2 separate regions of the Homo sapiens genome follow, and region 2 is linked to region 1. A link is an interaction called in ENCODE POLR2A ChIA-PET data of the cell type or tissue named here. Cell type or tissue: Panc1. All regions are shown on one strand. Links, peaks and the distances in the headings refer to the core of each region. The heading gives the core; the rest is flanking DNA.

Region 1 (16,321 bases), core at 3,432-11,431:
AGCTCTTCAGTTTCATAGAAGTAGTACATATTTATAAAGTGCTACCACATAAATTCTCTCATATGACTAAAACAGCTCTCATCAGATAGATGGGACAAATATTATTACCTCCTATTATTACCTCCACTTAACTAAGATTCAAATGGGTTAAGTGCTTTACTCAAGGTCCTAGAGCTAATAGATTGCTCTATAGAGTTGGTGTGTATTTAAAACTATTCTTGGTTTTTGTTTAGTCTTCACTGACCTTTATGTTTTGGAGGTACCCTATTATATTAGTGCAAACATTTTTATTCTTTTAGGTCAACAGCACAGGAAGCAGTAGGAGGAAACGGAATGGCTGATGTGGGAAGGGAGTTGGGTTGGCAAGAGTGGGTGAGGTTCACATCGAGTTTGCAGGCTGAAGATAATGTATACAACCCGTGATTGTGTAAACTACTTGGAAAGTGTATAAAATACACAGAGAACAGCTCTCTCATGGGAAAGAATTTACCCCACTAGGGCAACAAAGCTGCAAACATTTTGGTTTTGGCTTGTTGTGTGCTTTTTGTTCTAACATGCAGTACCACTGCTCTCAGAAAGTAAATGGTCCCAAGTTTAGAAAAGGATGTTCTTATAAACATACAACAGACATGAAGGTTTTCAGGTATTATGATTCTTTAGCCCAGAGCTGAAAGAACTTTATACAAGAGCCAGAACAGCAACTACCTTAAATATAATTCATGCTGTACTGCTTCAGATTTAAATAACTGATCTCCTCCAGGCGTTTAATTCTTGGCTGGGAACTGGATCGTGGTACTGTATGTAAATTCCCTCATGCCACATGTCAGCTGCAGACCAGAGGAGATAGCCAAATCTTCTCTGTGTATTAGCCACTAAATACAATTTCAGAATTAAGTCATGAGAGCCCTGCCAGCATTTGTGCAGCAGAAGTGTCTACAATTATGAAGCTAGGCAGGGATGGAAAATTATTCCTACTAATGGTCCACTAGGTGCAAAGTGCTGGCAGAGAATTATGGAGATTCAGAATCCTAAAATGCATTCCAACTGCTTTATAATTAAAACCAATAAATACAACAACAGAATGTGTTTCTTCTGATACATGGCAAAGTCTCTAACTAATGTTTAAATAGTTGCAGGGCACTTCATGGGTAGAGAAAAGGGATAAGGTGGAAGAAGGACTTTGTACCTCAGTTTACAATCTAACAGGAGAAGACCCATTTAACAGCTGGAGAAAAGTTATAAAGCTCCTTTGGAAAAAGTACCAACTCATTAAAGTAGAAAGAATAGAAAAGCCGAGGGAGGGAAAAGAGGTTGTTCAATAATGGGATTAATCAGAGCCAGTTTTCTAGATGAAGAGAGTTTGAAGTCAGGTTTGAAGGACGGGAGAGAAAGGAAGTTAGGTGCAAAACACATCTGGAGAAGTGAAGACAAGAATAGAGAAATCGTACACACACATCAAGGCACATTTCTGTCCCAATCCTCAGCCTTCAAAGTCTCTGTTTTATGGACACAGCTAAGAGGGCCATTCCCCTCCACCCTTCCAAGTCTTTGAGCTTCTCCAGAATAGGTGAAGGGAGACCCCCAGGTCATTTTACAGCTGTTTCTAAGCTGGGTAGATGAGAGGAGTACGGTTGTGAGATGAAAGTGAGAAGATCAGGTGACAGCTCAAAATCAAGAAGCTGGGCAGATGTTCATTCTATTGATAAAAGTTCTTTCAAGGTGGCTGACTTGGAACACCTAATAATACACATACCTGCAAGAGAATCATGTACAGTTCACTGGGCATCAATTGTTAAGTCACTGATGATATTATAATAATTACTATTAATTTAATACTCAAACCAAGCTCATTTTGCCAGTTGACCAGTATTCATAGTCCATGTGGATCTGCTTTTTCTTGCAACATGTTTAGAGCTGCACCCATGGGAATGGGGATGGAGATTAAAGATAATGGCTCTCATCTGCCCTTCAAAATCCTTGCTTCCCCATTTCCTCTCCTAGTGCTCCACCCACTACTATCCTGATGCTTCCACTTATGGAGAGCCTTGAGCAGCACACCAGATGGGTTTCTTGCCCTTGGAGGTAAAGTCCTCTGGAGTAGTCTTCAGGTACTCCAGATCTTCAGCTACTCCAGATCCCAAGCCAGCCTTCCTTTCATCTTGATATCAGGTCTGGAGGAGTTAGAGTTATCTAAGGGGAGACAAAGGGCAGAGAGAAGAGATCCAGCAATAAAAGAAGGCTGTGAATTCCAGCATGTAGAGACCTTGCTACATGAATAAGTAAGGATAGAGGGCTAGGAGAGGCACTAATAGAAGCAGCAGGTGAGGCTTCATCTCCTTATCCACCCTTCCACAGACACAGACAAAGCCAGCACCAGCTCCTCTTCATTGCACAGCATTTAACCCACAACAATCCTATGACACTGGTATTATTCCCACTTTACAGAGTGGAAACAGAGGCTTGAGACAGCCCAACCATTTGTCCAAGATCACAGATGACACATGGCGAGCACAGCCATGCAGCAGTCTGACTCTTACCAGCCACGCTACCCTTAGGAGATGCAAACCAGCCTTTCTGAGTCTCTCTGGACCTCCACACATCCCCAGGCTTCCCAAATTGTGCAGCAATAAGCTTTTTCATAGAAAACCCTACATGCAGAAGAGAGGAAACACATGGAATGAACAAGGGGTGAAAAGGAATATTTGGGGGCACAGCTCAAAGTCCAATTAGCATAAAGTATCATGTCTGTCTCACCCTTTTAAAAAAATCATCCATTTTTCATTTTAATCCACAATTTATCTGTGTTTCAGTATTTAAAATAGAAGGGGTTCCCACCCCCAAACTTAGTAAAATTGGCATTTTTGAGAAGATGTGCTATGTGTACCCCACGGGCTGCATAGGTCTGCATACCAGCAGCTCCTGGTTTAACAGCCCAGAGGTCTCAGGCCACATAAGCAACTTCATGTTTAACCAACCAAGCACCCACCCCAGCTTAGCTCACACTTGGTCAAACATGTGCAGGCAGCTTAGGGAACCCAGCTGGGAGGCATCATTCCTGGGAAGAAGCATCTTATTCAAGACCCTAGACCCACCGATTCTGGCAGCTCTCGACGGACGTGGCTATGCCCCATGTTTTTTGTTTGTTTGTTTGTTTTTGCAGTTACAAGATTTAATAGAATGAAAACAGAGCTCCCATAAAATGGGAGGGGACCCAAAGGGGGTTGCCATTGCCGGCTTGAATGCCCAGGTTTATATCCCGATCACTGTCCCTCTCCCTGTGCTCTCAGGCGATAGATGATTGGCTATTTCTTTACCTCCTGTTTTTGCCTAATTGGAATTTTAGTGAGCTCTCTTTACTACCTGACTGGTCGAGTGTGAGCTAAGTTGCAAGCCTCGTGTTTAAAGGTGGATGTGGTCACCTTCCCAGCTAGGCCTAGGGATTCTTAGTTGGCCTAGGAAATCCAGCTAGTCCTGTCTCTCAGTCCCTGCTCTCAACAGGAAAACCCAAGTGCTGTTGGGGAGGTTGGCCGACAACGGCTCTTAACTGTTTCCTGCTGAATTGGGCTATGCCCCATGTTACTACCAATCTCTGTGATCCGCAGAGCCTTCTGGAAACTGGTCGCAAAATAGGCATGACCTTCTTAATGCACTGGTGCCCCTGGCACCCACTGAAACTTGTGCTCACAAAGTAAGGAAGCACGTCAAGAGGGAAAACACAGGCCAGAGGGAAAACACAGGCCAGAGAGGAACCAGAACTTTCTCATTCCATCTGTTTTTTCCCCACATCTTTTTTCACGGATGGGCTACTTTTATGCTGGATATGCTAAGTCTGTTCATAAAAGTTTTACAATACACTTGGAGGGTAGGATCATTCTAATTTGGTAGATGAAACTGAGCCAACCCATTTTTTACACACTGCAGTACATAAACCAAAAAGCCATTTGGTTCTAAACGAATTCTTGTTATAAACTTACTACCTATGACTTGCCTTTCTCCTTAAAAGTAGAGTGCAAAGGATGGGGGTGGGAGTATTAGATCAAGGAGAGGTTAGATGAAACACAGAAGGAGGGTTCTAGAAACACAGAAGGAGGGCTTTGCTGGTAAACATTGATTAACCAGCATCTGATTAACCAGAAGATTTCCCAAATCTTCCTTCGTCAAAATATTTTACTCATTCCTCTTTAAAAAGACTAAGGCAACAACTTAACAACACTGGATATATGACTGCTGGTTAATAAATTCCTCCAATAATTTTACATATTAAAAAATGCATTAAAAAAACAACGAGTGGTGGTGCAGGTGTGGAAAAAAATGAAACCTGCGTGTATTGCTGGTAGGGATATAAACTGGTGCCACTCCTGTGGAAAGCAGTACAGCAATTCTGCAAAAACTTAGACATAATATTACCATATGATCCAACAATCCCACTTCTGGGTATACACCCAAAATAAGCGAAAGCTGGGACTCCAGCAGATATTTGTACCTAAGTTCATAGCAGCACTATTCACAATAGCCAAAAGGAAGAAGCAACTCAAGAGTCCACGAACAGACAAGCAGATAAGCAAAATGTGGTATATACATACAAGGCAATATTATTCATTCTTAAAAAGGAAGGAAATACTGACACATGCTACAGTGTGGATAAACCTTGAGGACATTATTCTAAGTGAAATTAGCCAGTCGCAAAAAGAAACACTGTATGAGTCCACCTATATGAGGTACCAAGAGTAGTCAAATTCATAGAGACAGAAAGTAGAATAGAGGTTGCTGGGGGTTGTTGGGGAGGAGAGAACGGGGCGTTCATGTTGGCTGCACGACAATGTGAAGGTACTTAATGCCACAGAGACGTACACTTAAAAATGGTTGAAATGGGCCAGGCATGGCGGCTCACATCTGTAATCCCAGCACTTTGAGAGGCTGAGGCAGCAGATCACCTGAAGTCAGGAGTTCGAGACCAGCCTGGCCAACATGGTGAAACCCCATCTCTACTAAAAGTACAAAAAGTAGCCAGGCATGGTGGCTGGCACCTGTAATCCCAGCTATTCGGCAGGCTGAGGCAGAAGAATCAGTTGAACCCAGGAGGCGAAGTTTGCAGGGAGCCGAGACCACACCATTGCACTCCAGCCTGGGCAACAAGAGCGAAACTCCATCTCAAAAAAAAAAAAAAAAGGTTAAAACGGCCGATTTTTGCCACAGTTTAAAAATGTTTGTATAGCATGTTCTATATGCCAGGTGCTATTCTCAATTCTTTGCAAATATTAACTCATTTAATCTTCACAACAGCCCTATGAGGCAGGTTTTATTATTGTTGTCATCTTCACTATTATCCTGGTCCAGAGTCACTCAGCTGGCAAGTGGCCAGAGCAGACACACAAATGCTGGTATCCAACTCCATCACCTTTCCCTAACCACTCTGCCCTGCTGCTTCTCAGTGAGTGAGACAGCCCAACCTGTGGGATTGGCCAATCATTTCATGTAGAAATGGTAACAGATGCTATTGCTCACATGCCACTGGAAGAGTCCTAAAGACACGAGGCCACCCACCCCTCACCGTGATGTACTGAGTAATATTCAAAGGGCTCATCACATAGAGACAGATCTTGTATCAAATTTAGCCTCTTTAACCAATTTCACAGAACCAAAGAGTTTCAAATTAGAAATGGTATCTCTCTGGTCTAATTCTCTTTAAGACAGAACTACTGCTAAACTACCCCAGAGAAGATACAATTTTGCTTTCTTATCTTTTATATATTTACATTTTCTTTTATTTCCAAAAAGCACTTAAGCCGATAGTCTATGAAAAAACCCAATCCCAGGAGGCCATGGGATGAAGGTTCTAGATTTGGCAGGAACCATCTTGAGCAAGTCATTTATCTTTTCTGGATTTTACTTCTTCGACTGCCAAGATAATTTTAAATCTTAAACAGTATTAGTGGCTTAAGATTAGGTTAAAGTGTAGGGAAATACTTTCAAAAATTTCAAATGCTGCCTTCATAATTCCAAGCACTCAGAAAGTTGTTAAAAAATAACAATTTTGGCCAGGCACAGTGGCTCACGCCTGTAATCCCAGCAATTTGGGAGGCCAAGGTGGGCGGATCACCTAAGGTTGGGAGTTCGAGACCAGCCTGGCCAACGTGGTGAAACCCCGTCTCTACTAAAAATACAAAAATTAGCCAGGTGTGGTAGTGGGCACCTGTAATCCCAGCTACTTGGGAGGCTGAGGCAGGAGATTCACTTGAATCCAGGAGGCAGAGGTTGCGGTGAGCTGAGATTGTGCCATTGCACTCCAGCCTGGGTGACGAGAGTGAAACTCCATCTCAAAAAACAAAACAAAACAAACAAAAAAACACTTGTATTTACTGATGTAAGCATCTATTTTCTCTTTCTATTATTTTAATTTCCTTTATTTTAAATAGAGACAGGGTCTCACTATGTTGCCCAGGCTGGTCCTGAACTCCTGAGCTCAAGTGATCTTTCTGCCTTGGCCTCCCAATGTGATGGGATTACAGGTATAAGCCATCGCACCCAGCCTATTGATTTTCTAACTCCATAATTCTTTCTACTATTGTGAGGAAGAGCCTTCTCTCCCATTTATTTCTATTACACTTTACAATACACTTGGAGGGCAGGATCACTCTAATTTGGTAGACGAAACTGAGCCAACTTTACACACAAGTTTAGACTTGTGAATTCTATATTCAATCCCCTCCTGTAGCCAAATTATAAGCAAAAAATATACCAATGTGGCTATGAAATAGAAAAAAGTGTCAATAACTAAAACTTTATATAAGTATCTCATGAAACTAGAGTTTGCCCAATAAATGTGCTAAAACTTCACCAATAAAGACTATAGCTGAACACTTGCTCTTTGACAAAACCCTGGATATGTTTCAGACATGAAATGTCATGTCCCATAGCAGCTGCCATTGTTAATTTACTAGGCTGTGTGCTAGTGGCCTGACATGTAAGTACTGATCTTTCTAACAACCCTGGCTAGAGAGACGGCTTTATTTTCAGAGGAAGAAAACAGCTCAGAGAGCTGGAAACCTGCCCAAGGATTGGGTGCCAAGCAGGCCAGAATCAGGGGTCAGATTCTGAAACTCATACTCTCTTAATATACCATTCTGTCCTCTCACATTTTTTTTTAATTAAAAAAAAAAAAAAACTTTTGGTGTTTTCAGAGATGAGGTCTCACTATGTTGGCCAGGCTGAACTGGAATTCCTAAGTTCAAATGATCTTCCCGTCTCATCCTCCCAAGTAGCTGGGACTATGGATGCATGCCATCCTCTCACATACATAAAATGAGACATAGTTGAATTTTGGTTTGTAAATCTACCATAACTTTTGCTTCCATCCATTTCATACACCAGAGAACTGTTATGTTGAAATGAGGTTCTGTAATGAGCAGATGATTTAAAACTCTGGAGACTATTTGTATATATTTTCCGACTATAAATCCTGACATGTCACTCTCTGTAGGGCAATAAGCGTTCTCACTGTCCAGCCCCTTCCTAAAACAATTTTCAACTACAACATGGTGTATTTAAGCTTCCATTGCATGTCCCTTTAGATTTGAGCAGATTACGTGTGGTCTTTATTCCGGTATCATATTATTAACTGATTTTATTTTATTTATTCTTATCTTTTGAGACAGAGTTTCACTCTGTCACCCAGGCTGGAGTGCAGTGGCACGATCTTGCCTTATTGCAACCTCTGCCTCCCAGGTTCAAGTGATTCTTGTGCCTCAGCATCCCAAGTAGCTGGGATTACAGGCACCCACCACCATGCCTGGCTAATTTTTGTATTTTTTAGTAGAGACGGGGTTTCACCATGTTGGCCAGCTGGTCTCAAATTCCTGATCTCAAGTGATATGTCCACCTCAGCCTCCCAAAGTGCTGGGATTACAGGTGTGAACCACTGTGCCCAGCCTGTTAAGTGATTTTAAATGTAGGAGAAATAAGAAAGAACTGGGGTTACAGCTGAATAGGCACTCAGGTAAGCAAGTAGAGATGTTTACATGCACTCTAGGTGAAAATCCTTTATCCCTGGGCAAGGTAGCACGAGTGACCAGGTGCGTCCTCATATCTGCCTTGTGGCTCTAAAACTGTACTATGTTGTTGGTTTACTTCGTGTGATAAAGGATTCACATTCCTTTCCCTCCCCATTACACAGACAGCTTAGTTATTCACTTCTATAACTATTCAGTGGGTTAAGTCAATTCATAGGTCTGTATTATGTCAAAGCCTAAAAATGTTATAATCTAGTTTTACTGTGATGTCATTTTTATTCAAGGAAATGAGATCAGACTATTAGAAGTTAAGTAAAGCTTCTTGTAATAAATCATACCATAGGTTTTCATTTTAATTGGAAAGATAGGAAGAAAAGAATTAAATCCTCCAAAGAAAAATGGAGAAACAGAATGCATATATATTCTCTATGAAAGCACTGTAGCCCGATACCCTTTTATAGCTCCCTTAACCTTCTCCACCTGCCTCAGACAACTCTGTGTTAATGTCTCATCTGATGGGGGGATAAGATCACATAGATAAGAAATCAGCTACTTCATCTATGAGTGATTCAGGCTTTGGGTCCCTGTTTTCTTGCCAGTTCCTTTCTTTCCTCCCATGGCTATTCCCTCGCTAATGGGTAGGATCCCTCCAACCCCCATTTTATAGGTAGAACAGCTCTTCCTGCTTCCAGGCATTAATACGAGAAAAGCTGAGTACCATTTTCCTAGTCCTCAAAGGCCTGAACTTCATTCCACATGTGCCATTCTGCTGTAACTCCTACTCAACACTCAGGCTTTGAATGCCCTCTTTATGGATGGCACAGGGGGATTTCTCATTCTTGCTTTCTTAAGGAAGGCAAAATTTCTTTAGTTTTGATATCTTTTACATGCCTGATGCAAGAGTGATTCTTCATCTGCAACAGTTCAGTCTACAAAGTTAACCAAAAGGTAGAAAAGTAACAGGTATTAACAGCATAGGAGATCAAAGGTAGTGCTCGAATGGGAACAGAACCAGAAGTGAAAATCAGCCCAAACATACCGCTGAGATTCACGAACCCTGCCACTGGCTTTATAAGAAGTAGCATTATTACAGTTGTACCTTCTCTTACCAACATGCTCGCTTTCTTCCAGGCTCGTAATTCCTTCTTTTTCTTTTGGTTCTTTTTCTCATATCCCGTGACTTAGACACAACCTCTTCAAAAGTAGGTACTTTAGGTAGTTAATTCCTGATTCCTTCCGGGAAGTAAAAAAGAGTTTACTAAAATGTGACAGACAAGACTTATAGATGAATGTGATTACACAGTGGCAGGAAGAATAAACGGGCATCTCAGACTGTCAAGATAATGACAGCAATAAAAAGCATGCTAACCACTGCTGAACACTTACAGTTGTGCTAGACATTCTCTTAAACCCTTTACACAAATTAACTAATTAACTCCTCACAAAACCTGTGTGAATAAAGTACTATTATTTCCGCTCACGAAATGAGGAAACCAAGACACAGAGCACAAGGACACTGAGCAGTAATTTGTAGGGCCTAGATTGTCATCAATGCAGTCTGGCTTCAGGGCCCTACTCCTTTTTTTTTTTTTTTGAGACTGAGTCTTGCTCATGTTGCCCAGGCTGAAGTGCAATGGTACGAACTCGGCTCACTGCAACCTTCACCTCCTGGGTTCAAGCAATTCTCCTGCCTCAACCTCCCGAGTAGCAGGGATCACAGGCATCCGCCACCACGCCTGGCTAATTTTTGTATTTTTAGTAGGGACAGGTTTCGCCATGTTGGTCAGGCTGGTCTCAAACTCCTGACTTCATGATCCGTCCGCCTCAGCCTCCCATAGTGCTGGGATTACTGAGTCACTGCACCCGGCCAGGGCCCTACTCTTAACTACTTACTAGGCTATGCTGTCTCAAGCCATCTCTGGTTAGATGGCAATAATGGGCTGTATGCTCTCAATCACTGTCAACTTGGCCAGCCTAGAGTTCTTCTGCAGGTCAAAGAAATTAATACACACCCAGGATGCACTGAGGTGAGACACAGGTAACATGAGTAAGTTCTGGTATTTGTAAGTCAAGAGATCACACACAGAAATAAATATCCTATCTTTCAAAATAGTCCCTAGAAGCTCTATGCTCATTTCAACTTGGCAGCCATCACTGAGCACATCTTTAGGTGCCTCTTTTGGAATGTCCTTCAACTCAATTAATGTATTTTTAAAATTTTACTTTTAAAAATATATAATTATAAAAAATGAAAATGCTTTTAAAAAGAGAAAGGATCTCACTATGTTGGCCAGCTAAGTCTTGAACTCTTGGCCTCAAGCAATCCTCTCACCTCAGCCTCCCAAAGTGCTAGGATTACAGGCATGAACCAACACACCCAGCAGAAAATGTATTTCTTTTAAATGTCCCCTTAACTTCAGCAGAAATCTTACAAGCTAGAAGGGACTGGGGTCCTATCTTTAGCCTCAAGCAGAATAACTGTCAGCCAAGAATTTGGTATCCAGCTAAACTAAGCTTCATAAATGAAGGAGAAATAAAGTCTTTTCCAGACAAGCAAATGCTGAGTGAGTTTGTCACAACCAGACCAACCCCACAAGAAATGCTAAAAGGAGTTATAAATCTTGAAACAAAAATTCAATATGCAGCAGAATAAAAACTCTTGAAAGCATAAAACTCACATGGCCTATAAAACACTAATATAACAAAGAAAACCAAGTATCTAGGTAACAATCAGCACAATGATTGGAACAGTACCTCACATTTCAATATTAACATTGAACATAAATAGCCTAAATGCTCCACTTAAAAGATATAGATTGGCAAAATGGATTAAAACAAGGCAAGCCAAATATCTGCTTTCTTCAAAAGACTTATCTAACATACAGGGACTCAAATAAACTCAATGTAAAGGAGTGAAAAAGGTATTCCACGCAAATGGAAACCAAAAGAGAGCAAGAGTAGCTATTCTTATATCAGAAAAAACATACTTTAAAACAACAACAGTAAAAAAGAAAAAAAAAGACAAAGAAGGTCACTATATAATAACAAAAGGATCAATCCAACAAGAAGATATTACCACCTAAACATATGTGCACCTAACTCTGGAGCTCCCAGCTTCATAAAACTATTATTACTGGACCTAAGAAATAGATAGACAGCAACACAATAATAGTACGGGACTTCAGTACTCCACTGATAGCACTAGACAGATCATCAAAGCAGAAAGTCAACAAAGGAACACTGGACTTAAACCACACTCTAGAACAAATGAACCTAACAGATATTTACAAAACATTCTACCCAAGAACTGCAGAATATACATTCTTCTCAACACATGAAACATTCTCCAAGATAGACCATATGATAGTCCACAAGTCTCAGTAAAATTAAAGAAACAATTGTATTAAGTATCTTCTCAGACCACAGTGGAATACAACTAGAAATCAACTCCAAAAGTAACCTTCAAAACTATACAAATACATGGAAATTAATCTGCTCCAGAATGATTTTTAGGTTAACAATGAAATCAAGATGGAAACTTAAAAATTCTTTGAAATGAATGATAATAATGACACAAGTTATCAAAGCCTCTGGGATACAGCAAAAGCAGTGCTAAGATAAAATCGGAAAGATCACAAATTGACAACATAACACCTCAAGGAACTACAGAAACACGAACAAACACAAAGCTAAAACTAGAAAATAATAAATAAATAAAAGATTAGAGCAGAACTAAATGAAATTTAAACAAAAAATACAAAACGTCAGTGAAACAAAAAGTTATTTCATTGAAAAGATAAGCAAAATTGATAAATCATTTGCTAAACTAACCAAGAAAATGAGAGAGAAGATTCAAACAAACTCAATTAGAAATGAAAATGAAGGCCAGGCACGGTGGCTCTTGCCTGCAATCACAGCACTTTGGGAGGCCAAGGTGGGTAGATCACCTGAAGTCAGGAGTTTGAGACCATCCTGGCCAACATGGTGAAAGTCCATCTCTGCTAAAAATACAAAAATTAGCCGGGTATGGTGGTGCACGCCTATAATCCCAGCTGCTCGGGAGGCTGAAGCAGGAGAATTGCTTGAACCTGGGAGGTGGAGGTTGCAGTGAGCCAAGATCATGACATGGCACTCCAGCCTGGACAACACAGCGACACTCCATCTCAAAAAAAGAAAAAAATGAAAATGAAGCCCATAACAACCAACACCACAGAAATACAAAGGATCACTTGAGAATACTATGAACTCCTCTGTGCACACAAACTAAAAAATCTAGAGGAAATGGATGAATTCCTGGAAACATACAACCTTCCTAGCTTGAATCAGGAAGAGACAGAAATCCTGAAAAGACCAATAACAAGAACTGAGATTGAATCAATAATTTTAAACCTGCCAAAGAAAAAAGAGCCCAGGGCCAGATGGATTACAGCTGAACTCGACCAGACATTCAAAGAAGAATTGATTCCAATCCTACTGAAACTATTTCTAAAGATTTAGAAAGAGGAATCCTCCCTAACTCATTCTATGAAAGCTAGTATCACCCTGATACCAAAGCCAGAAAAGGACATAATAAAAAAACAAAAAAAAAAACAAACAAAAAAAAAAAAAAAAAAAAAACTACAGACCAATATACCTGATGAATATAGATGCAAAAATCTTCAACAAAATACTAGCAAACCAAATCCAACGGCACATCAAAAAGATAATACCATTTGACCCAGCAATCCCATTACTGGGTATATATCCAAAAGAATATAAATCATTCTGTTATAAAGATGTATGCATGTGTATGTTCATTACAGCACTATTTACAATAGCAAAGACATGGAATCAACCCAAATGCCCACCCATGATAGACTGGATAAAGAAAATGTGGTAAATATACACCATGGAATACTATGCAGCCATAAAAAGGAATGAGACTATGTCCTTTGCAGGGACATGGATGGAGCTGGAAGCCATTATCCTCAGCAAACTAACACAGGAACAAAAAACCAAACACCACACGTTCTCACTTGTAAGTGGGAGCTGAACAATGAAACCACATGGACACAGGAAGGGGAACAACACACGGTGGGGCCTGTGGGAGGGGAGCGGGGGAGCTATTTATCAGGATAAATAGCTAATGCCTTTGGGGCTTAATACCTAGGTGATGGGTTGATAGGTGTAGCAAACCACCATGGCACACTTTTACCTATGTAATAAACCTGCACATCCCACACATATATCCCAGAACTTAAAATAAAATAAAATAAAAATTTTTTAAAAAGATAGGCTGGGCATGGTGGCTCACGCCTATAATCCTAGCACTTTGGGAGGCTGAGGTGGGCAGATTGCCTGAGCTCAGGAGTTTGAGACCAACCTAGGCAATGTGGCAAAACCCCATCTCTACTAAAAATATAAAAAATTAGCTGGGCATGGTGGTGGGTGCCTGTAATCTCAGCTACTCAGGAGGCTGAGACATGGGAATCACTTGAACCCAAAAGGCAGAGGTTGCAGTGAGTCGAGATTGCGCCATTGCACTCCAGCCTGGGTGGCAGAACAAGGCTCTGTCTTAAGAAAAAAAAAAGATAATACACCACCATAATCAAGGGGCTTCAACCCAGGAATGCAGGGATGGTTTAACATACATAAGCCAATAAATGTATGCATAACATATAATGTATGTTTAACATATACATATAAATGTATGTATACATTTGTATGTATGTATGTATAACATAAACATATAAATGTATGTTTAACATACATAAGTCAATACATCACATAAACAGAATTAAATACAAAACCATACGATTGGCCAGGCACGGTGGCTCATGCCTGTAATCCCAACACTTTGGGAGGCCGAGGCAGGTGGATCACGAGGCCAAAAGATCGAGACCATCCTGGCCAACATGGTGAAACCCCATCTCTACTAAAAATACCAAATTAGCTGGGCATGGTGGCACACACCTGTAGTCCTAGCTACTCAGGAGGCTGAGGCAGAAGAATCACTTGAACCTGGGAGGCAGAGGTTGCAGTGAGCCGAGATTGCGCCACTGCACTCCAGCCTGGCAACAGAACAAGACTCTGTCTCAAAAAAAAAAAAAAAAAAAAAAAAAAAAAAAATATATATATATATATATATATATATATATATATATATATATGATCATCTCAATAGATGCAGAAAAAGCATCTGATAAAACCTAGCATTCTTTTATGATAAAAACCCTCAACAAATCAGGCATAGAAGGGATATATCTCAAAATAATAAAAGTCATATATGACAAACCCACAAGCCAACATTATATTGAATGGGGAAAAGTTGAAAGCATTCCCCCTGAGTACTGGAACAAGACAGGGATGCCCACTTTCACCACTTCTATTCAACATACTATTGGAAGTTCTAGACATAGCAATAAGGCAAGAGAAAGAAATAAAGGGCATCCAAATTGGAAAAGATAAAGTCAAATTATCATTGTTTGCTGATGATATGATCATTTATCTAGAAAACTTAAGACTCCTCCAAAAGACTTCTAGATTTGAAAAATGCGTTCAGTAAAGTCTCAGGTTATAAAATCAATGTACACAAATCAATAGCACTGCTATACACCAACAATGACCAAGCTAAGAATCAAATCAAGAGCTCAATCCCTTTTACAATAGCTGCCAAAAAAACCAAAACAAAAAACAAACAAACAAACAAACAAAAACCCAAACCCAAGAATATAGTTAACTAAGGAGGTGAAAGATCACTACAAGGAAAACTACAAAACACTGCTGAAAGAAATCACAGATGATACAAGCAAACGTAAACATATCCTGTGCTTATGCATTGGAAGAATCAACATTGTGAAAATGACCATACTGCCTAAAGCAATCTACAAATTCAATGCAATTCTTTTCAAAATACCAACATCATTTTCACATGACTAGAAAAAAAAATCCTAAAGTTCATATGGAACCAAAAAACAGCCTGAATAGTCAAAGCAATCCTAAGCAAAAAGAACAAATCTGGAGGTATCACATTAACTGACTTCAAATTATACTGCAAGGCTATAGTTACCAAAATAGCATGGTACTGGTATAAAAGTAGATACACAGACCAATGGAACATAAGTAAAGAACTCAAAGCCAAATTCAACCAAGTGATCTTTGACAAAACATACAAAAACATAAACTGGAAAAGGATACCCTATTTAATAATCGGAACTGGGGAAACTGGATAGCCACATGTAGAAGAATGAAACTGGATCCCTCTCATTGTATACAAAAATTAACTCAAGATGGCTCAAAGACTTAAATCTAAGACCTGAAACCATAAAAATTATAGGAGAAAACCCAGGAAAAACTCTTTTGAACATTGGCCTAGGCAAAGAATTTATGACTAATACCCTAAAAGCAAATGTGACAAAAACAAATAAATGGGACCTAACTAAACTAAAAAGCTTCTGCACAGCAAAAGAAATAACCAGCAGAGTAAACAGATAACCCACAGAATGGGAGAAAATATTTGCAAACTATGCATACAACAAAGGTCTAATAACCAGAATCTACAAGGAACTCAAATCAGCAAAAAAAAAGAAAAAAAAAAGAATCCCATCAAAAAATGAGCAAATGACATGCGTAGACATTTCTCAAAAGAAAATATAAAAATGGCCAACAAACACATGAAAAAATGCTCAACATCACTAATCAGGGAACTGCAAATTAAAACCACAATGAGATACCACCTTACTCCAGCCAAAATGGCTACTAATAAAAATCAAAAAACAATAGATGTTGTTACGGATGTGGTGAAAAGGGAATGCTTATACGCTGCTGGTGAGAATGTAAATTAGTACAACCTCTATGAAAAACACTATGAAGATTTCTTAAAGAACTAAAAGTAGATCTACCATTCAATCCAGTAATCCCACTACTGGGTATCTACCCAAAGGAAAAGAAGTCATTATATAAAAAAGACACCTGCATGTGTATGTTTAATGCAGGTGTCTTTTTCACAATTCACAATTGCAAAGATATGGGACCAATCTAAGTGCCCATTGACCAATAAGTGGATAAAGAAAATATGGACTATATATACTATGGAATACTAGTCAATCATAAAAAAAGAATGAAATAATGTCTTTTGCAGCAACTTGGATGGAGCTGGAGGTCATTGTTCTAAGTGAAGTAACTCAGGAATGGAAAATCAAACACCGTTACATTCTCACTTATAACTGGGAGCTAAGCTATGGGTATGCAAAGGCATACAGAGTGGCATAATGGACTTTGGAGACTCAGAAAGAGGAGGGTGGGAGGGGAAATAGGGATATAAAACTATGTAT
Region 2 (16,321 bases), core at 3,161-11,160, 330 kb before region 1:
TTCATTTAACCCGTTTGCGGGGGGAGAGAGAGAGAGAGAGAGAGAGAGAAAGAGCGCATTGCCTGAGGCAGGGTGGGAAAAGTGAAGAGCTCAGGGAGACCAGAGTAAGACCCGCCCATTACTCAAAAGTTCAGATGGCTGCTTGCCTGTCAAGAAGGAATCTTTTCCAGCAGTCCTGTCAGCTCTCAAGTTTCCCCTTTTAGGAAAGAAAAAGCTCCCCATGTCCCACAATCCTGTACATGCCAATCCTGACACCCACAGTCATCAGCAAAGAGTGCAAAGCAGATTATTCCATAGAGAGTAGCAGTTAACATCCTGTAGTGCCAAACCCATATTTAGCCGAAAGGGACTTTACTGAGAGGGGCCTCTAACCCTCCTAAGTTGGGCCTTGAACCCAATGTTGGTCAAGTGTCCTTGCCTCTTATTGAGAGGAGCCTTTAACCCTCTTTGTCTTAGGAGAGACTCTAACTCCTCTAAGTTGGGCCTCTCACCCAATCCCATTTTTCACCCAGGTACCCCACCAATTTATCCAAAGTCAACCAATCTCTTTCCTTTGAGTGAGGGGATTTCTTCAGTATCATCCCTTCAGGGTTTGCCAGAAAGATGTCACCGGACCCTACCACTTACCCAAAGTTAGCCTTTGGGTCAGGGGTTTACCGCACTATAGTCCCTTCTGTGGTTGCCAAAAAGATGTTACAAGAAGGGGGGGTCCTGATCCATACCCCAAGAGCGGGTTCTTGGATTTTGCACAAGAAAGAATTCAGAGCAGGTCCCTAGAGAAAAGTGAAAGCAAGTTTATTAGCAAAGTAGAGTAACCAAAGAATGGCTACTCCACAGACAGAGCGGCCCCAAGGGCTGCTGGTTGCCCATTTTTATGGTTATTTCTTGATGATATGCTAAACAAGGGGTGGATTATTCATGCCTCCCCTTTTTTAGACCCTATAGGGTAACTTCCTGACGTTGCCATGGCATTTGTAAACTGTCATGGTGCTAATGGGAGTGTAGCAGTAAGGACGATCATCACCATCTTGGTTTTGGTGGGTTTTGGCCGGCTTCCTTACTGCAACCTGTTTTATCAGCAAAGTCTTTATGACCTGTATCTTGTGCTGGTCTCCTATCTCATCCTGTGACTTAGAATGCCTAACTGGGAATGCAGCCCAGTAGGACTCAGCCTTATTTTACCCAGCCCCTACTGAAGATGGAGTTGCTCTAGTTCAAAGGCCTCTAACAATCATAGATCACTGGAACTTCAAACTCCTGGCCTCAGGTGATCCTTCCGTGGTGGCCTCCCAAAGCACTGGGATTACGAGTGTAGGCCGTCATGACCAGCCCTATCCATATCTTTTTTTTTTTTTTTTTTTGAAACAGAGTTTCACTCTGTTGCCCAGGCTGGAGTGTAGTGGCACAATCTCAGCTCAATGCAGCCTCAACCTCCTGGGTTCAAGCAATTCCCCCACCTCATTCTCCAGAGTAGCTGGGACTATAGTCACTATAGTCACCTGCTACCATGCCCAGCTAATTTTTTTTTTTTTTTTTTTAGATGGAGTCTCGCTCTGTCACCAGGCTAGAGTACAATGGTGCCATCTCAGCTCACTGCAACATCCGACGCCCTGGTTCAAGGGATTCTCCTGCTTCAACCTGCCAAGTAGCTGGGATTACAGGCACACACCACCATGCCCAGCTAATTTTTGTATTTTTAGTAGAGACGGGGTTTCACCATGTTGGCCAGGATGGTCTCGATCTCCTGACCTTGTGATCTGCCTTCCTTGGCCTCCCAAAGTGCTGGGATTACAGGCGTGACCCACTGCACCCAGCCATGCCCAGCTAATTTATTATTTTTTGTAGATACGGGATCTCCCTGTGTTGCCCAGGCTGGTCTTTAACTCCTGGGCTCAAGTAGTCCTCCTGCCTCGGCCTCCCAAAGTGCTGGGATTACAATGAGCAACCACACCTGGTCCCATATTTTTGTTTGTTGTTTTTGAGAGAGGATCTTACTTCATCACCCTGGTTGGAGTGTCGTGATGTGATCATGGCTCAGTGTAGCCTCAACCTCCCTGGCTCAAGTGATTCTCCTGCCTCAGCCTCCTGAGTAGCTGGGACTACAGGTGCACACTACCATGCCCAGCTAACTTATGCATTTTTTGTAGAGTCAGAGTTTTGCTGTGTTGCCCAAGCTGGTCTCCAACTCCTGAGCTCAAGCGATCCACCTGCCTCAGCCTCCAAAAGTGTTAGGATTACAGGCATAAGCCACTGAGCCCAGCCCCCATCCTATTTTTAATGGACATTTGAGTGTCCAATGTTTGGCTCTTGCAAACAGTGTGAAGCATAGTTTTTATACTGAGTCCTGGTTTTAAGAGGGAGTGTTAAGTATTCAAGTTAAAAAAAAAAACAACAAAGACTGCTTGTGGCAAATAATAGAAACAAATGAACATTCCACAGATACCTTTGTTCACCCTAAAAATGGCTCCCAGGGTTGGAAGCCCATATGGGAAAGAGGAAAAAAGAAAGAGAGCCCAGAGCCGAGAGTGATTTACAGTTCAGTCTGCCGCCCCTGTTTGCTTCTCCAAGGCAACCCATTGCCCCTCCTTCTAATTTGGCCTAAATCAGTAGCTTTTCAAAACACCTGCTGGTTATCCAAACTGGCCCGTTTAAGGGCTCTGTGATGGATTCATTGTTATGCGGTCAACCAACCAAGATGGGGGAACCCGGGAGGCAGAGCTTGCAGTGAGCCGAAATCGCGCCACTGCACTCCAGCCTGGGCGACAGAGCGAGACTCTGTCTCAAAATAAATAAATAAATAAATAAATAAATAAATAAATAAATAAATAAATAAACGAACCACATCTTCAACTTCAGGGGTTTTGTTTTGCTTGTTTTGTTTTTCTTTAGTAGGCTACATTGTAACATGACCTTACCTCTCCATTGCATTTGCAATATGATGCTGATTGCCTTATTTTCTGACTTCCTCCATTTAGAGTAGTTTTTCTCTGGCTAAAATGTTACTACCCTCTTCTATGACTTCCTCATTTTTGTTTTTGTTTTGCTTTCTATTTTGTCTATGGGTGTACAATCAATGATATTTATATGGCCTGGATAACAGAGGTGGGAACTCATGTGCTGATATCCCTTAGAAACTAGGAGTTTTCAATAGTTAAACAATTCAAGAGTAATTACTTACTTTTTTTTTTTTAGATGAATTTTGCTCTTGCTGCGCAGACTGGAGTTCAATGGTGCGATATTGGTTCACTGCAACCTCCACCTCCTGGGTTCAAGTGATTCTCCTGCCTCAGCCTCCCAAGTAGCTGGGATTACAGGAATGCGCCACCAGGCCTGACTAATTTTGTATTTTAGTAGAGACAGGGTTTCATTATGTTGGTCAGGCCGGTCTCGGACTCCTGACCTCAAGTGATCCTCCCGCCTCAGCCTCCCAAAGTACTGGGATTACAGGCGTGAGCCACCACGCCCAGCCTGAGTAATTACTTTTTAATGATATGTAGTTATGAATGTGCATATATGCTCACAATATATTAAGTGCAAATTACAGAACTGCATTGTATGCTCTATTTCTGATATATATATATATATATATATATATATATTTTTTTTTTTTTTTTGAAATTAATTTATTATTTTTTTCAGACAGAGTCTTGCTCTGTCGCCCAGGCTGGAGTGGAATGGTGCAATCTCAGCTCACTGCAACCTCCACCTCCCGGACTCAAGCAATCCTCCCACCTCAGCCTCCTGAGTGGCTGGGATTACAGATGCCTGCCACCATGACTGACTAATTTTTGTATTTTTAGTAGAGATGGAGTTTCACCACGTTGGCCAGGCTGGTCTCAAACTCCTGACCTCAAGTGATCCATCTGCCTTGGCCTCCCAAAGTGCTGGGATTACAGGCGTGAGCCACTGGGCCCAGCCGAAAGTAAGTTTTAACTGAACTTGGAAGTATCTGATCTTTATCTGAAAGGACTGTTAACCATGGCACCAAGGACAACCTTACTGATTCTTTTTGCAATTCGAGTTCTAATAAATTTAAAACATAATTTCTCTGTACACTGTGTAATATTCATTTTTGTTCTCTTCAGTTTGCCTGACACAATTTGGGCCCAATACACTTTTGGTAAATGAGTAATATGAATAAATGGAATGGAGATCTCACAGTGTGAGAATCTCAGCCAACTACAGTAATGGGAAGGGGGCTGGTTTACAAGGTTGATAAAGAGATGCATTTTTATTTGTCAGCATCCAGAGGTCCATATGGACAGGGTTTGCCTTCTACCTGCTGCTAGGAATACTAGCCTAGTCTCTGTGATTTTAAAAATAACCCAAGAGGCGGCCGGGTGTCGTGACTCACGCCTGTAATCTCAGCACTTTGGGAGGCCAAGGTGGATGGATCACAAGGTCAGGAGATCGAGATGATCCTGGCTAAGACAGTGAAACCCTGTCTCTACTAAAAATACAAAAAATTAGCTGGGTCTGCTGGCGTGCACCTGTAATCCCAGCTATTTGGGAGGTTGAGGCAGGAGAATCGCTTGAACCTGGGAGGCAGAGGTTGCAGTAAGCTAAGATTGTCCCACTGCACTCCAGCCTGGGCAACAGAGCGAGACTCTGTCTCAAAAATAAATAAGTAAATAAAAATAAAAAACGCAAGAGGCTATGTTTTAGGTACATAAAGATATTAGAATTTTCATATTTTTTCAGACCTGTGCTCTATCCTACACAGCATTCAAATCCAGCAGGATTTATATGCCTGATTCTAAAAGTCGATCTCAAAGCTTACGAATCAACCCCCATCCTAGTTAACCCATTATGGCTTTATCATCCCTGAACTTATCTAACATCCTACTCCTTTTTTTTTTTTTTTTTTTTTTGAAACAGTGTTTCACTGTCATACCCCAGGCTGGAGTGCAATGGCACAATATCGGCTCACTGCAACCTCCACATCCCGGGTTCAAGCAATTCTCCTGCCTCAGCCTCCCGAGTAGCTGGGATTACAGGCACGCGCCTCCACGCCCGGCTAATTTTTGTATTTTTAGTAGAGATGGGGTTTCACCATGATGGCAGGGCTGGTCTTGAACTCCTGACCTCAAGTGATCCGCCCACCTCGGCCTCCCAACGTGCTAGGATTATAGGCATGAGCCACTGCGCCTGGCCCTAATATCCTACTCTTATATTTATGTTTGTTCTAGAAACAATTTTGGGTGAAATTTTATGTTTACTAAAGATAGACAAAAATCACCCATAACCCGGCTACCCCATCTCAGGGGGTGTATAGCCATCACTGACCTTTGAATTTGTCGTGAAAGCCTGGAAAGATGTCAATGGTACCTAAAAGACATACGATGGAAGATTTTTTTTTTAACTTAGAAAGGCTCAACTTAAAGCTTATATTGGAAAAAGTAAATTATTCTTAATTCAGAGCACAAACCAGTCAAATCTGCCAATCATCAACAGATGGCATCTTTCACACATTGTACATGCCACAGTCTAAAACAAAATTTGCAAATTGACTATAAGAGTAAAAATTTGAGCCCACACACTGCTTTTTATTTTTTCACTCATTGTATATAAGATGAGTTTTAAGTATATTCTGGTTACTAGTTTAGGTCCAGTGGATACAGCAATGAACACAACCACTATCAAAGCTTTTATGTAAACTGATGTTTTGGGCAACACAGACAATAAAAAAGATAAGTGAAATTTTAGTGCATTAAATTGTATTAAGAGCGAAGAAGAGAAAACAACGCAGGTAAGTGGTAGATTAAATTTTAGCCTGTGGCCAGGAAGTGTCACTAAGATATCTTTGTGGCCGGACAAGGTGGCTCACACCTGTAATCCCAACATGTGGGGAGGTTGAGGCGGGAGGATCTCCTGTCCAGGATTTTGAAACCAGCCTGAGCAACATGGGCAGATTCCACCTGTACAAAAAATAAAAACATTAGCCAGGCATGGTGGCCGGTGCCTGCAGTCCCAGCTACTTCGGAGGCTGAGGTGGGAAGATCTGCTTGAGCCTAGGAGTTCAAGGCTGCAGTGAGCTGTGATCCTGCCACTGCCCTCCAGCCTGGGTGACAGAGTAAGACTCTGTCTCACAAAAAAAGAAGGAAAAAAAAAAAAGAAGTCTCTTGAAGAGAGGTAGGAAGGCAGTGAGGGAGCCAGCAATGCAGACTCTAATGAGAAGGGCATCTTGGGCCCAGGGAAGTGGGTGTGAAGAGGCCAGAGTATGCAGATGATTGAAAAGGTCAGTGTGGCTGGTGCTGGGAGAAGGAGGGATTGGAGGAGGAGATGAGGACAGAGAAGAGGGGTGGTGAAGATTAAACGTGGCCTTGTAGGTCATCGTAGGGCTTTGGCTTTCGCTCTGAATGAGAGTTAAAGCCATTTGACAGTTGGTTGCAGATATTATGACATTTTATCCCTAAAAACTTCAGCATGCATCTCTTAAAATAAGGACACTCTATGTAGATATTCATTAGTAGAAGTTTGCTTTTTAAAAATTATTATCATTGGCCGAGAGCTGTGGCTCATGCCTGTAATCCCAGCACTTTCGGAGGCCGAGGCGATTGGATCACTTGAGGTAAGGAGTTTGAGACCAGCCTGGCCAACATGGCGAAACCCTGTCTCTACTAAAAATACAAAAATTAGCCAGGTGTGGTGGTGTGGGCCTGTAATCCCAGCTACTTGGGAGGCTGAGACAAAATTGCTTGAACCCAGGAGGTGGAGGTTGCAGTGAGCTGAGATCGTGCCACTGCACTCCAGCCTGGGCAACAGGGCAAGACTCCATCTCAAAAAAACAAAACAAAACAAAATTATCATTATTTATTTAGAGATAGAGTCTCACTCTGATCCAGGCTGATATACAGTGGTACAATCATCACTCACTGCAGCCTCGGCCTCTAGGCTCTAGTAATCCTCCCACCTCAGCCTCCTACGTAGCTGGGACCAGACACCTGCCACCACACCTGGTTAATTTTTTTTTTAACTTTTTGTAGAGACGGTGCCTCACTGTGTTGTCTGTCTCGAACTTCTGCACTTAAGTGACCCTCCTGCCTCAGCTCCCATACAGGTGTCGGTCCCAGGCTTGAAAATTACTTAATATTCCCAAATCATCTAATATCCATCTTACGTTCAAATTTCCCAAATTGTTATGTAAATAATTTTGGAAATCATATCTATTGATTAAAGAACGTAAATAAATACACGTGCCTGACACTGCCTTCATGCAGTCTTTCCAAGTGCAGATTTCTTTTTTAACTTCACCCTGGAACGTAGCTCAGGAAGGTGATGCAGTTTGCCTAGTGGACAGTAGGGGGCGCCACAAGCCCGTTATGCTATTTGCCAGCATTGGTGACTTCCGTAGTGGAGGAGTGGGTGCCCAGGGTTCTGGGTAATTTTCACAGTGTCACACAAGACCTGTGATTTCAGGGTGCGCTCAGAACCCCACAATGTCACCATTTCTGTAAAGGAGGTCATAAAGACTTCAAAGCAGAATTGAATTTTATTCTGTTAAAAGCCAGCTCAAGCCATGCAGTACTTTTTGGGGTGATTTTCAAAACTGTGCTGTGAAATCAAATTAACAAAAAGCTATAATTCACTGAACTAACCACTTAAAGGAAATGACCGTAATCATTTCTCAAAAGCAAACTGAGAAATGCTTGGGAAATTTGTTTTCTTTAAAATTTTACTTTTTACTTTTTTTTTTTTTTTTTTTTTTTTTTTTTTTGAGACGGAGTCTCGCTCTGTCGCCCAGGCTGGAGTGCAGTGGCGCGATCTCAGCTAACTGCAAGCTCCGCCTCCCGGGTTCACGCCATTCTCCTGCCTCAGCCTCCCAAGTAGCTGGGACTACAGGCGCCCACCACCACGCCCGGCTAATTTTTTGTATTTTTAGTAGAGACGGGGTTTCACCGTGTTAGCCAGGATGGTCTCAGTCTCCTGACCTCGTGATCCACCCGCCTCGGCCTCCCAAAGTGCTGGGATTACAGGCGTGAACACCGCGCCCAGCTTAGGCATTACCTTTCTTTCTTTTTCTTTTTTTTTTTGAGATGGAGTTTAGCTCTTGTTGCCCAGGCTGGTATGCAATGGCGTGATCTCGGCTCACCGCAACTTCCGCCTCCCGGGTTCAAGCAACTCTCCTGCCTCAGCATCCCGAGTAGCTGGGATTACAGGCATGCGCCACCACGCCCTGCTGATTTTGTATTTTTAGTAGAGACGGGGTTTCTCCATTTTGGTAGGGCTGGTCTCAAACTCCCAACCTCAGGTGATCCGCCCGCCTCAGCTTCCCAAAGTGCTGCGATTACAGGTGTGAGCCACTGCGCCAGGCGGCATTACCTTTCTTAATGAAAGAAACATGCTTTTGCCACCACATTCTTCCAGATTGGTTTTTTGTTTTTGTTTTTTCAGTTCCTTACTTGCTTTATATATTGCCTGGAATCCAGTATATTTCTTCTTGCAAGTAAGTATTCCTGCAGCCCACAGACATTCGTTTGTGTTTTTCTTTCTTTCTTTTTTTTTTTTTTTTTTTTTTGAGACGGAGTTTTTCTCTTGTTGCCCAGGCTGGAGAGGCTGGAGTGCAGTGGCGCAATTTCGGCTCACTGCAACCTCTGCCTCCCGGGTTCAAGCGATTCTCCTGCCTCAGCCTCCTGAGTAGCTGGAATTACAGGCGCCCGCCACCATGCCCAGCTAATTTTTTGTATTTTTAGTAGAGATGGGGTTTCACCATGTTGGCTAGGCTGGTCTTGAACTCCTGATCTCAGGTGATCCATCCGCCTCGGCCTCCCAAAGTGCTGGGATTACACACATGAGCCACCACACCCGGCCCTCGTTTGTGTTTTTCATTCCTTTTTTTTTTTTTTTTTTTTTTTTTTTTTGAGATTGAGTCTCATTCTGTCGCCCAGGCTGGAGTGCAGTGGCACGATCTTGGGTCACTGCAACCTCTGCCTCCCAGGTTCAAGCACTCCTCCTGCCTCAGCCTCCCCAGTAGCTGGGACTACAAACACACACCACCATGCCCAGCTAATTTTTGTATTTTTGGAAGAGACAGGGTTTCACTATGTTGGCCAGGCTGGTCTCGAACTGCACCTCATGATCTGCCCGCCTCGGCCTCCCAAAGTGCTGGGTTTACAGGCGTGAGCCACGCAACTGGCCTGTTTGTTTTTTTGAGATGGGGTCTCTGTTGTCCAGGCTGGACTTGGCTCACTGCAGCCCCAACTTCCCGAGTTCATGTGATCCTCCCACTTCAGCCTCCCTAGCAGCTGGCACTACAGGTGTGCGCCACCAACCTGGCTAATTTTTTTGTATTTTTGGTAGAGATGGGGTTTCACCATGTTGCCCAGTCTTGTCTCGAACTCCTGGGCTCAAGCGATCTGCCTGCCTTAGTCTCCCAAAGTGCTGGGATTATAGGCGTGAGCCACCAAGCCCGGCCTGACATCTGACATTTGTTATAATTTGTATAGCTCTCAACCTGGCTTGTTTCTTCATTGCCTCATATTTTTCTTTCTCAATTTCCTCCCCCACTCCACTCCCCGCTCCTTTTTTTTTTATTGAAGTGCATCCTCAAGGAACTTCATTAAGAAAGAGTATGTAGTAAGTAAACGTGCTGAATCCTGGCAGTTTGAAAATGTCATTATCTGCCTTTACTTTTGATACCTGGTTTAGATGATAAGGAATTCTAGGTCCTAAAAAATTATCCACAGCATTTTGAAAATCTCGGTGTTTAGCATCCTATTTTCAGTCCCTTTCTCTGTTTTCCTCTCCTCTCATGCAGACTCCAGTCCACACCCTGTCTGGGCGGAGAAGTCTCACTCCTCCAGAGTCTGCTCCCACACATAACCCCCTACTCCACTCCCTCTGTCTACAATTCATGTTCTCTTTTCATCTCCCAGAAATGTGTTGAAATCTCTCAACTGCTGATGCCCAAATCATGCCTCATCATCTTTGTGACTATGGATTTATACTCTTTTAAATTCTTTATCGCTTCATTAGTATCTTAAGAAGAATGACAAACCTACATGCTAAGTTTACCTTCTTGAATTGGAATCTGTTTTATATAAATATAGGTTGTTGGGGTTTTTTTTTGCCTTTTTATTTGTTTTCATAAATACAAGTACTGTGTTTAACTCTGTTTTGCTAAATACACACAAACTATTGCTACCATGTTTACATAGCAGTTTTGCAAAGTTAACTAGGTTCTTTGAATATTTGGAGTTACAGTACTGACATATTAACTGGTGGTTAAAGGTGAAAAAGAGGAATATAAAGGGGCTATACTTACTGTAAGTTAGAGGCTACAGCCCAAATTATTTTTGAGAGCAAGCATTTATTAATCCACAGCTTCCTGGAGCTGTACTCTGTATAGAAAAATTAGTATTCCTATTCCTAACAAGTTTCCAAGAGCAGGACAGATACAAGCATTTATACCAGCAAGTAGAGAGCAACCCCAGTCAGAAATAAATAATGTCAATTAGCAAAGTCATTATGATTCACAGCCCCTTTTTCTTTTTTTTTTAATATCATTTCAACTTTTACTTTAGATTTAGGGAGTACGTGTGCAGGTTTGTTCCAAGGGTATAGTGCATGATGCTGAGGTCTGGAGTACAATTGATCCCCTCATGCAGTTAGTGAGCGTAGTACCCAATAGTGTTTGTTGTTGTTGTTGTTGTTGTTGTTGTTTTTGAGACAGAGTCTCACTCTGTCACCCACGCTGGAGTTCAGTGGCACAATCTCGGCTCACTGCAACCTCCGCCTCCTGGGCTTAAGCGATTCTCTTGCCTCAGCCTCCCAAGCAGCTGGGCCTAAGGCACGCGCCACGGTGCCCGGCTAATTTTTGTATTTTCAGTAGACAAGGGGTTTCCCCATGTTGGCCAGGCTGGTCTCAAACTCCTGACCTCAGATGATCCGCCTGCCTAGGCCTCCCAAAGTGTTGGGATCACAGGCGTGAGCCACTGCGCCCAGCCTCAGTAGTTCGTTTTTTCACCCTTCTCTCTCCCTACCTCCTCCCACCCAGTAGTTCCCAGCGTCTATTGTTCCTATCTTTATGTCCTTGTGTACCCAATGTTTAGCTCACACTTATAAGTGAGAGCATGTGTTACTTGGTTTTCTGTTCCTGTATTAATTCGCTTAGGATAATAACCTTCAGCTTCCTCCATGTTGCTGCAAAGGACATGATCTCATTCTTTCTTATGGCTGCATAGTATATGTGTATATAAAAAAGAATAAGATCATATATGTACCACATATACACAATACTATATGTGTATTTGTACCACATTTTCATTATCCAGTGCACGGTTGATGGGCACCTAGGTTGAGTCCATGTTTTTGCTACTGTGAATCATGGTGTGATGAACATACGAGTGCATGTGTCTTTACGGAAGAATGATTTATTTTCTTCTGGATGTATACCCAGTAATGGGATTGCTGGGTTGAATGGTAGTTCTAAGTTCTTTGAGAAATCTCCAAACTTTTTTCCATAGTGACAACTAATTTACATCCCCACTAATAGTGTATAAGCATTCTCTTTTCTCCATAGCCTTGCAAGCATCTGTTATTTTAGGATTTTTTTTTTTTTTTTTTTTTTAAGACAGAGTCTTGCTTTTGTGGCCTAGGCTGGAGGTGCAATGGTGTGATCTCAGCTCACCACAACCTCCACCTCCCAGGTTCAAGCAATTCTCCTGCCTCAGCCTCCAGTGTAGCTGGGATCACAGGCATGTGCCACCACACCCGGCTAATTTTGTATTTTTAGTAAAGACGGGTTTTCCATGTTGGTCAGGCTGGTCTTGAACTCCTGACCTCAGGTGATCCACCCGCCTCTGCCTCCCAAAGTGTTGGGATTACAGGTGTGAGCCACTGTGCACGGCCATTTTATGACTTTTTAATAATAGCCATTCTGACTGGGGTGAGATAGTATCTCATTGCACTTTTTATTTGCATTTCTCTGATTATTCGTAATATTGAGCATTATTTTTTCATGTTTGTTGGCTGCTTGTATATCTTCTTTTGAGAAATGTCTATTCATGTCCTTTGCCCACTTTTTTTTTTTTTTTCTGTGACGGAGTCTCGCTTTGTCGCCCAGGCTGGAGTGCAGTGGCGCGATCTTGGCTCACTGCAACCTATGCCTCCTGGTTTATGCCATTCTACTGCCTCAGCCTCCTGAGTAGCTGGGATTACAGGTGCCCACCACCACCACACCCAGCTAATTTTTTGTATTTTTAGTACAGACGGGGTTTCAGCGTGTTAGCCAGGATGGTCTCGATCTCCTGACCTCATGATCTGCCCGCCTCGGCCTCCCAAAGTGCTAGGATTACAGGCGTGAGCCACCGTGCCCAGCCTTCTTTTTTTTTTTTGAGATGGAGTCTCACTCACTCTGTTGCCCAGGCTGGAGTGCAGTGTGTGATCTTGGCTGACTACAACCTCCACCTCCCATACCTCCACCTCCCGTGTTCAAGCGATTCTCCCGCCTCAGCCTCCCCAGTAGCTCAGATTACAGGTATGCACCACCATGCCCTGCTAACTTTTGTATTTTTAGTAGAGACAGTGTCTTGCCATGTTGGCCAGGCTGGTCTCAAACTCCTGGCCTCAAGTGATCCGCCTGCCTAGGCCTCCCAAAGTGCTGGGATCACAGGCATGTGCCACAGTGCCCAGTCCTTTGCCCACTTTTTTTTTTGAGACAGACTTTCGCTCTTGTTACCCAGGCTGGAGTGCAATGGAGTGATCTTGGCTCACCACAACCTCTGCCTCATGAGTTCAAGTGATTCTCCTGCCTCAGCCTCCCGAGTAGCTGGGACTACAGGCATGTGCCACCATGCCCTTGCCCACTTTTAAATGGGGTTGGCTTATTGAATTGTTTAAGTTCCTTATAGATTGTATTTTTGTTTTTTTGAAACAGGGTCCTGCTCTGTCACCCAGGCTGGGGAGCAGTGGCACGATCATAGCTTACTGCAGCCTCAAACTGAGCTCAAGCGATCTTGCTGCCTCAGCCTCCCAACTAGCTGGGACTACAGGCATGTGCCACCACGCTTGGCTCCTTATAGATTTTGGATATTAGACCTTTGTCAGATGCACGGTTTGCAAATATTTTCTCACATTCTGTAAGTTGCCTGTTTACTCTGTTGATAGTTTCTTTTGCTGTGTAGAAGCACTTTAGTTTAATTAGGCTTCGCTTGTTAATTTTTGTTGCCATTGCTTGAGGACTTAGTCAAAAATTCTTCCCCAAGGCCAATGTCCAGAATGGTGTTTCCTAGGTTTTCTTCTGGGATTCCTATAGTTTAAGGTCTTACATTTAGATTTTTCATCTATCATTAATTTTTGTGTGTAATGAAAGGTAAGGGTCTAATTTCATTCTGCATGTTGCTAGCCAGCTATCCTAGCACTGTTTATTGAATAGGGAGTCTTTCCTCATTACTTGTTTTTATTGACTCTGTTGAAGATCAGATGGCTGTAGATGTGTGGCTTTATTTCTGGGATATCTATTCTGTTCCACTGGTCTGCATATACTGTTTCTGTACCAGTACCGTGCTGTTTTGGTTACTGTATCCTTATAGTATATGATGTCAGGTAATGCAATGCCTCCAGCTTTGTTCTCTTTGCTTAGGATATTGCTTTAGCTATTCAGGCTCTTTTTTGATTCCATATGAATTTTACAATAGTTTTTTTCTAATTCTGTGAAAAATGATGTTGGTAGTTTGATAGGAATAACGTTGAAACTGTAGATTGCTTTGGGCAGTATGGACATTTAAATGCTATTAATTCTTCCAATCCATGAGCATGGAATGTTTTTCCATTTGTTTGTGTCATCTCTGATTTCTTTCAGCAGTGTTTTGTAGTTCTCCTGATAGAGAGCTCTCACCTTGATTAGATGTATTCCTGGGTATTTTGTGTGTGTGTGGCTATTGTAAATAGGACTGCATTCTTGATTTGGCTCTCAGCTCGAACATTATTGGTGTATAGAAATGCTACTGATTTTTGTGCATTGATTTTGTATCCTGAAACTTTACTGATGTTGCTTATCAGTTCTAGGAGCCTTTTGGCAGTCTTTAGGGTTCTCTAGGTATGTAATCATATCATCAGTGAAGAGAGATAGTTTGACTTCTTTTCCCATTTGGATGCTTTTTATTTATTTTTTTGTTTGATTGCCCTGCATAGGCCTCTTTCATTGTCAAGTCTAATAATATGCTTATGTGAACAAAAGTCTGTCTTAATAAGATAGTTATGACCATACAAGAAGGACAGTATTACTCAGGAGGCTGAGGCAGGAGAACTGCTTGAATCTGGGAGGCAGAGGTTGCAGTGAGCTGAGATCGTGCTACTGCACTCTGGCCTGGGTGACAAAGCAAGACTCTGTCTCCAAAAAAGAAGAAGAAAAAAAAGGACAATGTTACTTGGGAGGCTGAGGCAGGAGAATCACTTGAACCTAGGAGGCAGAGGTTGCAGTGAGCCAAGATCATGCCACTGCACTCCAGCCTGGGTGACTCTGTCTCCAAAAAAAAAAAAAAAAAAGGCAATGTTTAGTCTTCCAGAGTTATGTATAAATTTTATGTATCTTACCTCCCTTCAAAGATTGATGATTAGTTGGTGTTTTCATATTATTTAGGCACAGAATATTACTTGAGATCAACGATAGTTGGTCTTTACATCACAGCTATAAGTAATATAAGAACTATAAATATTATAAGATCCATAGCTCTATAGGCTAATAGGTCATTTTTGATGTATTTACTTTTTGGTCAGTTATTATCTAACTTTTGTAGGGTGTCTACTTTATGCTTTGCAGTTTTTGGTTTTTGTATTTTTTGTAGAGACGGGGTTTCGCCATGTTGGCCAGGCTGGTCTCGAACTCCTGGCCTCAAGTGATCTGCCCACCTCAGCCTCCCAAAGTGTTGGGATTACAGGTGTGAGCTACAGTGCCCAGCTTATGCTTTGCATTTTGATAGAATTACTAGATGATATTAAACCAAATAAGACCCTGCCCTCAGGAGTTTACTTTGATCTCTTCAAATTTTTTCCTGATATATTTTGTTTTTAAATGTTCATTGTGACTCACAGAGTTGATTTCATGACTCATTAATGAATCATACATATAATGTGAAAAACATTGATAAAGAGACATTTGTGCCTTCTGCTGTGTTGGTGACTTCAGTATGTCTGCTTGATCATGAAAGAAACTAGCTGGTCTGTTAGACAGAGGGATTGTACAGAAACTTCTCGGAGTGGTAGGAATATATCTTAGATTTTCATTTCAGATACTTTTGATGGCAAGAGTTTTTAAGAGTGCCAGTTATGGACTGAACTAGTGAAGATCCAGTGAGGCTTTTTCCGTGGCTAGCTCAACTATCAAGTTGGAGTTGTCTGTCTGTCTGTCTGTCTGTCTGTCTCTCTCTCTCTCTCTCTCTCTATATATATATATATATTTTTTTTTTTTTTTTCTTTTTTAGACAGAGTTTCACTTTTGTTGCCCAGCCTGGAGTGCAATGGCACCATCATCTCAGCTCACTGCAACCTCCGCCTCCTGGGTTCAAGCGATTCTCCTGCCTCAGCCTCCCGAGTAGTAGCTGGGATTACAGGCATGCGCCAACACTCCCGGCTAATTTTGTATTTTTAGTAGAGATGGGGTTTCTCTATGTTGGTCAGGCTGGTCTCGAACTCCCGACCTCAGGTGATCCACCTTCCTCTGCCTCCGAAAGTGCTGGGATTACAGGTGTGAGCCACAGCGCCTGGCCTGACAATATATTTTTATGGAACTTTCTTGGAATGCATCTTTTACCTCCAGCCCAATTGCCACAACCTGGCAGGTCCAGCGCTGCAAACCTCACATCTCACCCGTGGAGAGGCAGTTCAACTCACCCCCCATTCCCTCTGCAACACCACTTCTGGCCTCTGATCTCTCCAATTAGAGCAGTGGTCTATGGATGAACTAGCAGAGGTTTGCTACTTTTCTGTAAGAATATCTGAATATCGTGTTTCATGTTGATAATATATATGTTGTATGTTTGAAACAGAGTTTCACTCTTGTTGCCCAGGCTGGAGTGCCATGGCGCGATCTCAGCTCACCACAACCTCTGCCTCCCGGTTCAAGCAATTCTCCTGCCTCAGCCTCCAGAGTAGCTGAGATTACAGGCACATGCCACCATACCCGGATACTTTTTTGTATTTTTAGTAGAGACAAGGTTTCACCACGTAGGCCAGGCTAGTCTTGAGCTCCTGACCTCAGGTGATCCACCCGGCTCGGCCTCCCAAAGTGTTGAGATTACAGGCGTGAGCCACTGCACCTGGCCTGTGTCCTGTCTTTTCAACTGGTAGTTGGATGGGGATGCAATTTGTGCTTGAAGAAGAT

The links. Peaks named below come from ENCODE experiments on the same cell type or tissue, not always from the same donor. Only the 100,000 strongest peaks of a DNase experiment are listed, where the experiment ranks them.
Region 2: POLR2A ChIA-PET joins it to region 1 with 10 read pairs; 2 of 35 experiments call an interaction of 5 or more read pairs at or near these places.

The regions. Positions count from the first base shown.
Region 1 is chr5:76,434,314-76,450,634 of GRCh38, reverse strand. The region is part of intron 1 of IQGAP2 (IQ motif containing GTPase activating protein 2); the gene reads right to left. Among named protein-coding and RNA genes, the nearest start is that of IQGAP2, 39 kb to the right of the region's middle. In Panc1, for the core only: no CTCF peak of the experiment used is centred there; no DNase peak of the experiment used is centred there; H3K27me3 peaks cover 947 bases.
Region 2 is chr5:76,765,735-76,782,055 of GRCh38, reverse strand. No RefSeq gene overlaps it. Among named protein-coding and RNA genes, the nearest start is that of F2RL1, 45 kb to the left of the region's middle. RefSeq lists enhancers at 2,295-2,913, 8,697-9,196. In Panc1, for the core only: a CTCF peak has its summit at 7,301 (motif pointing right); a DNase peak (open chromatin) is centred at 7,355; H3K4me3 peaks cover 193 bases; H3K27ac peaks cover 671 bases.